2 separate regions of the Homo sapiens genome follow, and region 2 is linked to region 1. Evidence: chromatin contacts called from ENCODE Hi-C or POLR2A ChIA-PET data. All regions are on one chromosome and are shown on one strand. The core of a region is the stretch at or near the end of the contact, and the rest is flanking DNA. Distances in the headings are between cores, read along the strand shown. Region 1 has its middle 5.6 kb from the start of NYX. Region 2 holds the start of CASK-AS1 (CASK antisense RNA 1).

Evidence for each region. A loop is a pair of places that touch in the nucleus more often than their neighbours do. ChIA-PET counts read pairs that join two places held with the same protein, here RNA polymerase II (POLR2A). Pooled maps may share reads with other maps.
Region 2: a loop to region 1 is called in a map of heart left ventricle, with 2.3 times the contacts of the local background. The contact joins the promoter of CASK-AS1 here to the enhancer-like site in region 1. A Hi-C loop is called at or near these places in 3 of 168 maps with a recorded cell type or tissue (cardiac septum, heart left ventricle and naive thymus-derived CD4-positive, alpha-beta T cell), 17 of 37 single-sample maps with no recorded cell type and 12 of 50 pooled maps. POLR2A ChIA-PET finds 5 or more read pairs at or near these places in 2 of 52 experiments (GM12878 and HEK293).

Annotation. Positions count from the first base shown.
Region 1 is chrX:41,439,986-41,443,579 of GRCh38, forward strand. No RefSeq gene overlaps it. Among named protein-coding and RNA genes, the nearest start is that of NYX, 5.6 kb to the right of the region's middle. RefSeq lists enhancers at 2,045-2,094, 3,035-3,104 and a silencer at 2,205-2,714. Within about 2 kb of position 2,051, at least 23 of the 41 ENCODE cell types and tissues checked have a DNase peak (open chromatin) inside an H3K27ac peak, as active enhancers do; they include heart left ventricle, where a contact is called at or near this core.
Region 2 is chrX:41,515,869-41,519,462 of GRCh38, forward strand. CASK-AS1 (CASK antisense RNA 1) reads left to right here and starts at 1,894. Exons shown (of 2, transcript NR_046581.1): 1 at 1,894-3,594. CASK (calcium/calmodulin dependent serine protein kinase) reads right to left here. Exons shown (of 27, transcript NM_001367721.1): 27 at 1-3,594. RefSeq lists an enhancer at 949-1,450.

The DNA.
Region 1 (3,594 bases), core at 801-3,300:
TATGGTGAAACCCTGTCTCTACTAAAAATACAAAAATTAGCCAGACATGGTGATGCACGCCTGTAATCCCAGCCTCTGAGTGGGAGGCTGTGGCAAAAGAATTGCTTGAACCTGGGAGGCGGAGGTTGCAGTGAGCCGAGATCGTGCCACTGCACTCCAGCCTGGGTGATAGAGTGAGGCTCAAAAAAAAAAAAAAAAAAGTACAATTCAATAGCAGTAGGTACACTTACATTGTTGTGCAACCATCACCACTATCCTTCTCTAGAATGCTTCCCTCATCTCACACTGAAGCTCTATACCCTTTAAACTATAACTCCTGATTCTCTCCTCTCTCCAGGAAATTCACTTTTGAGCTTAAACTGTTTTGAGTTAGATACTTGTACCTTGCAATCAAGAGTCAACTAACATAACTTTGTAAGAGAATATATATAATATATAGAATATATATATATATTCTATATATAATATATAGAATATATATATATTCTATATATAATATATAGAATATATATATTCTGTCTCTATATATTCTCTATATATATATTCTCTATATTCTCTATATATTCTATATCTATATATTCTATATCTATATTCTATATCTATATATTCTTTATATTCTATATATATTCTTATCTATATTCTATATATATTCTTATCTATATTCTATATATATTCTTATCTATATTCTATATATATTCTTATATATATTCTATATATTCTTATATATTTTCTATATATATTCTTATATATTTTCTATATATATTCTATGTATATTCTATATATATTCTATATATGGATTACATATAATCTCTATATATTCTATATATATGGATTATATATAATCTCTATATATTCTATATATATGGATTATATATAATCTCTATATATTCTATATATATTCTATATATATATTCTATATATATATTCTATATATATTCTATATATATATTCTATATATATTCTATATATATTCTATGTATAATCTATATGGATTATATATATTCTATGTATATTCTATATATATTCTATATATACAGGTGAGGTGGCTCACACCTGTAATCCCAGCACTTTGAGAGGCCAAGGTGGATGGATCATCTGAGGTCAGGAGTTCGAGACCAGCCTGACCAATATGGTGAAACCCCATTTCTACTAAAAGTACAAAATTAGCCAGGCATGGTGGTGCATGCCTTTAATCCCAGCTACTTGGGAGGCTGAGGCAGGAGAATCACTTGAACCCAGGAGATGGAAGTTGCAGTGAGCCAAGATCATGCCATGGCACTCTAGCTTGGGCAACAAAAGTGAAACTCCATCTCAAAACAAACAAGCAAACAAATATTCTCTGCTGGGTACAGTGGCTCACGCCTATAATCCCAACACTTTGGGAGGCCAAGGGAGAAGGATAGTTTGAGTTCAGGAGTTCAAGACCAGCCTGAGCAGCATAGTGAGACACTGTCTCAACAAAAAAAAATTTTTAAATTTAGGCAGACATGGTGGTGCATGCCTGTAGTCCCAGCTACTCAGGAGGTTGAGGCAGGAGAATCTCTTGAACCTGGGAGGTGGAGGCTGCAGTGAGCTGAGATTGCAACACTGCACTCCAGCCGGGGCGACAGAGTGAGACTCTGTCTCAAAAAAACAAAAAACAAAAAAACAAAAAACCACAAAACACACACACATACACAAACAATAACTGGCCAGGCACGGTGACTCACGCCCTTAATCCCAGCACTTTGGGAGGCCGAGGCAGGTGGATCACCAGGTCAGGAGTTCAAAAGCAGCCTGGCCAAGATGGTGAAACCCCATCTCTACCAAAAATACCACGCCCGGCCCTTGGTGTAACTTTTATTGAAAAAAAAATCCAAGTGTAAGTGGTTACGCGAAGTGTAAACCCATATTGTTCAAGGGTCAACTGTATCGGGAAATGGAGAGACCTACTTTGTTTTTTGTTTGACATCTGCTGCAATGGGAGAGAAACCTACTTTGGATGCAATGTAAAGAACGATGATTTCAGAAGAGGCCCCAGGAAGGTGTATTTGTGGGCAGTGGGCAGAGCCTGTTGGTGAGCTAACCCTTCATTTACAGGTGACAAACAGGCCATGCGCACTACGCGGCCTGGTCAGGAGGACACGGCACTGGGAGATCTTCCCCAGGGTGTGACCTTTGGCAGGTTAGGTCCCCACCCTGGCATCCCTTCCAGCCCGGGCATTCTGCGACTCCAGGTGCGTGAGGAACGTTTCTGGCACCAGGCACGCCCTGGGACTTTCCCCAGCCCTGGCCCCCGCCCCCACCGAGTAGGTGCGGGTGCCGCGGCGGGGAGCAGACAGAGGTCCCGGGGCCGCCCCACCCCGACTCCCGAACCTCGGTGCCCTCTGGCGGCCACGCTGGGCAGGACCGGGCTCATCGGGGGCGTGGCTCGCCCCGGAGGCTCCGCCCCTTCTCCCCAGGGTGGGGCCGGGGTGGTGGTTACCGGCAGAGGCTGCAGAGGTTTCGCAAGGACGTGACCTTTATGGGAAAAAAAAACCACTGTGTCACGCACGGTTGCCAGCCGGGGCCAGCGAGCTGAACTAGTTTTCTGAAGCCCGCGGAGGGAGGAGCCAGAGCGGAAACGTCCAGCCCAGTGACTCGCTGCCTACTGCCCCTCCAGGACCGCGGCGGCGCGCCCTGAGCCCCGGGGCACCAGATGGGGCGCGAGCCCGCACCTAACTGTGTCCGGGCCTGCCGTTGGGGCGACGTCACTGTCACTACACTGGGAGTCAGCGGAATGAGGGCACTCTCGCCTCTCTTCCTCCTTCCTCCAATTCCAGAAATGAGGCCCGGGAGCCCAGGCTGATCCAATCCAACCCCACTGAGCTGGGGTTTGGATTGGAAGGGCGGATGTGAAACGACAGAAGTAGGATAGTTTGCGAATAAAGAACAAGGGAGTTGGGTGCTTTAGCCACAGAATAGGTTCAGCCAAGGTCATTTAGAGGTGCCCAGCAAGAGGGGAGTGGCTACCCCTCCCCCATCCTGATCTGAGGCATGCAGTGGGGACGTCGGGGGTGGCCACAGGGGCTGTGTGTGTCCTTATTAGGACCCGAGAAAAACCCAGGGACTGGGAGGCAGGAGGACAGGGTACCCACTGGGTCCCAGCTCCACCTTCATATGTCACTCTGGGGAGCAGGTCACTTAATCTCTCTGGGCCTCAGTTTCCTCACTTGAAGAATGAGGGGTCTGGACAAGATTATGGAATATGTTTCGAGTACAATCAGGCCTAGGAACTGAAAGTCCCTGTCCTGACACCATCCAGTAAGTCAGAGAAAAAGGAAGGGTAAGAGGCCAAGGCTGTCACTCACCCGGTTCTCTTTCTATAGCTCCCTTACAAATTCTCACATGGGCTTCAATTCCCTTCAGCAAACAATTGTGCACTTCCGCCTGTGTGCCAAACCCAGGCTTGGGCCCAGCTTTGTGGGGCCTGGGGCAAGAGTACGCACGGAGGACCACACACTGTATGTCTGAATATTTAAAAGCTACACATCAAGCTAAAAAACTGTTAAATAAAACATGTTCTATCCTCCTATCTGAGCAGATATACCTTCATAACAATCTGGAAGGTTAAAT
Region 2 (3,594 bases), core at 644-3,143, 76 kb after region 1:
TAAGTAGCAGCTAAATTCTGAGTTTCTGAGCATACGCAGAGATGGAGTTGTGCTTGGGGCCAGAAAGGAGGTCTCCTGTGTGGTGACAAACATCTCTTTCCATTTTCTTTTGCTCAGTCCATTTGCACAGGTTCGAGGGAGTTGATGGAGGGTCAGACGAGAGGTGGTGGGAGCTCAGGATTTTCTATTCCCACAAAGAGCTAAGACTTAGGAGTGCTGGCCCCAGAGATGGTGCGGCCCTCTTTCTACTTCTGTTTCTGTGGGCTCTGTCTGCCCACCTGCTGCACAAAGCAAGGCAGGGGAAAGACCGGATGGGAACATGGTGGTGAATATCCTCTTTTTTTCCCTTTTCCCCCACTTCCTGGATGTAGGTGACAGCTAAACTTCACCCACTAAGCTGGAAAATCTGGGACTCCCCATAGCTCCAAGTTTAAGGCAAACTGATGTGTGTGTGCACAGGCAAAGCCAATCAAGCCATGAGCTTGGAGGAGAGTCCTGTATCCAGAGATTCCAAACAGAGAGGGAAATCTTATTTCTAAAGGAGTTAGAAAAGGAAAGGCTCTGGCAAATGAAATGATCTGTGATTAAAGCTTGTAGCCTTTCTGTAAGCTGCAGTGAGAAGGAAAGCATCTTTTAATAGAAGAATTAATTAGAGGCGCAGAACAAGAAAGCCACGCTCAGGGACCTTTAACTTATTACAGCCTGTAATCGCTCTCAGTATTGTAAGCCCTAGTCAAGAGGATGGAATTAGGAGGCTGTGTTCAGTTCTGAGAAAACAAGAAACACACACGAGTTTGATAATAGGAAGCAAGAAGGAGGAGGGATGAGGATGACAAGGAGCTTGGTTTTGGAATGCCGATTCCAAGGTGCCTTCTCTTTTCAAAGAGACAGTGTGGGAGGCATTTCTATTAAGAATTTGTTAATCAAGCAGTTTTCTTGGTAGCTTTAGCAACACATTCTCTTTGCCCCAAGTTAAGAAACTGGCCTGAAATGAAAAAAAAAAAGGACATGACATCAGTGGGGGACAAAAGAGAGCTGGCTTTGGGCTGCCTTGTTTTTCAGGGGCAGTTTCCACGCTGGGAATCTTCCTGGAGGGTGGTTCAATTGACTAAACTTTTTCAAGAAATAAACTTGAAGCCTTAATGAAGAGACAAATACAAGTGATTTAAAAACAAAAGAACTCTGCAGCGATCAGATCAAAGGCTGTAAAAAGGTAACAGTAGCTGCAGCCCAGGCCTGCCTGGAGCACAGGGGAAGGCTTGGCCCACTGGCTGTCTCTAGCAGCCTAAGAAGGAATTGGACGGGGAACAGGAACACCTCCTGCATTTCTACTGCAGTGGGGGACTTTGCGACATCTTTAGATATTCTGCCACCAATAGGATGGGCTGGGACGATGCCTTCTGAATGCAAATAGCAAGAAGTAGGTCAACCATTTGTTTTCCTCTCTGAGCAAAGATTTTAAATCATCTCACCTGACAAGAGATACATTTAATTGCATTTAAAAAGGCTACAATGTTATCTTGACACTGGGAAACTTCCAGATGAATTAAATTGAGTGACATTTCCCTTTTTAGCATTAAAATGGGATATGCTGTATGTGCAAAGTAATTACTGTCTTGTGACTGGAAAATCAGGACATTTCATCTTTTTAACAAAGAATTCAACATATAAAAACACTCCCTTTCTTGCTGTGGGGAATGGAGTTGGGTGGGGGAGAGAACCTTCAAAATGTGGCTCTCCAATACTTCAATTGACCACTAATAAGATTTAGTACTCTAAACATTCATTCTGGTCTTTAAAAGAAAGAAAGAAAAAAAAAGGTTCTGCTGATGGAATGGAAGCAGTAAAGAAGCTTTTAGCAATTTTCTCTGATTGCTTAGTGGACAATTGTAATGTAGCAGTAGCAGCAGCAGCAGCAGCAGCAGCAGCAGCAGCAGCAGCAGCAGCAGCAGCAATGTACTGAAATTACTCTGAATTCAGAAATGTAAGTATATGCAGCTAGGTCATAAAGACACTGCTTTAGAGAAGACATGTATTAGTGGAATGGAACAGGTAACATCTTTGAGAAGTCAATGAGTTCTGCATGCAGGGATTTCACCATCGGAATGATGGCAAGAATGATGCCTGCCTGTGTGCTTCTCAGAGGACGTATAAAGCCACTGAGGATGAGTGCTACAGTGCTTGTGAATTGTGGGGCCACAGACATTTAAGTTGGCATTGCTTTTCTCCTCCTCTGCTTAATCCACCTTTATAAATATGGCAGATGGCTTAAGACAGGCATCATCAGCATCTCTGGAGATGTGGGCTCAAAGGGCAAGTGGGGGCGTGGGGGTTTCCACTAGAGGGAGGGAAGTTTCTGTTTCCCATGTGTTAGTTGTAGTTGTCTTTGTGCTTCACCAGAAAAGAGGTAGAGTGCGCACCTTCACACTAAGAGCCCGAAATTGTGGTCAGTACCATACCAGGAACGACTGTCTGGCCTTGGCATCTATCAGATTCGAATCAGTTCTAACACAGCCCTACCCAACTCTTTGAAGGTTTCTCTCTCTATCTAGTGTGAGACCACTGTTGAGCTTATCTCTGGTTTGGTGGCTTGGTCACCCCACTGTGGGGCCCATACAGAAGTAGTTCACTCAATACCTTGTTAGTAAGTTGCAGACTCATCTGGTCACTGGCAAAGAACAACATCAGAAAAAAAAAAATCGCCACCATTTAATAATAGGCGGTGGGGGGCGGAGGCGGGTATGGTGTTGACAATGTAAAAGAAGTATACTAATGCCTTCTCTGTTTGGTCCTTTAAGAGGAGCTGTTCAGCTCAGAACACACCCTGCACATCCTGCCAAGGCACAAAGTGACAAGGCCATCTAACCTACAAGAAGCAAAAAATGATGGTATGTTTTCAAGGATCACAGGTTAATATAAGCACTTCACACCCTCACATGCTAATGAAAAACATTCTACTGACCTCTGGCAAAGAGTCTGAGAACCCCAGCCCGAATCTCCTGTATTGGAAGAATGTGACTTCATGGAAGAGTTATGAGATGGTTAATGTCTCTAAAGCAACAAGGACAGATGATTCCCCTGTGCCAAGGGATACAGCAAGAGGAAGGAGAGACCACAGGTGGCCTCCAGTACACCCGTGGCCCTTGGGCGCATGGCTCTGTGCGAGTCAGACGTGGTCCAGCTGTGCTCTGGCAGGCTACTTTGTCACCCTGCCAACTGATACTCACTCCTGGGCCTTCAAAGGTTCAATGAGCATCTAACAAATTATACAATTGTAAAGATTATCAGCTTGGAAGCCTGAACAAATCTATAATGAAATGAAGGACCCAAAGGCATTTAATTATTGAACACATAAAAGGAAGTATATTTAAAAAAAATTGGTCAAACTGTCCTGTTAGTTATCATTTTAAAGGAATTTACAGGGCTGTTATAGATGATTCTTTTGGAATATTTCAGTTTATAGCAAATGCCTAAACTGGTTTCTTCATTGCACAGTATTTTCTCTTAAAATGGGTGCTTTAAAACAATTACATACAGATTAAAAATCATTTCTTTGCTTAATTAAAACGTTAATACTCTTAGACAACACAGATC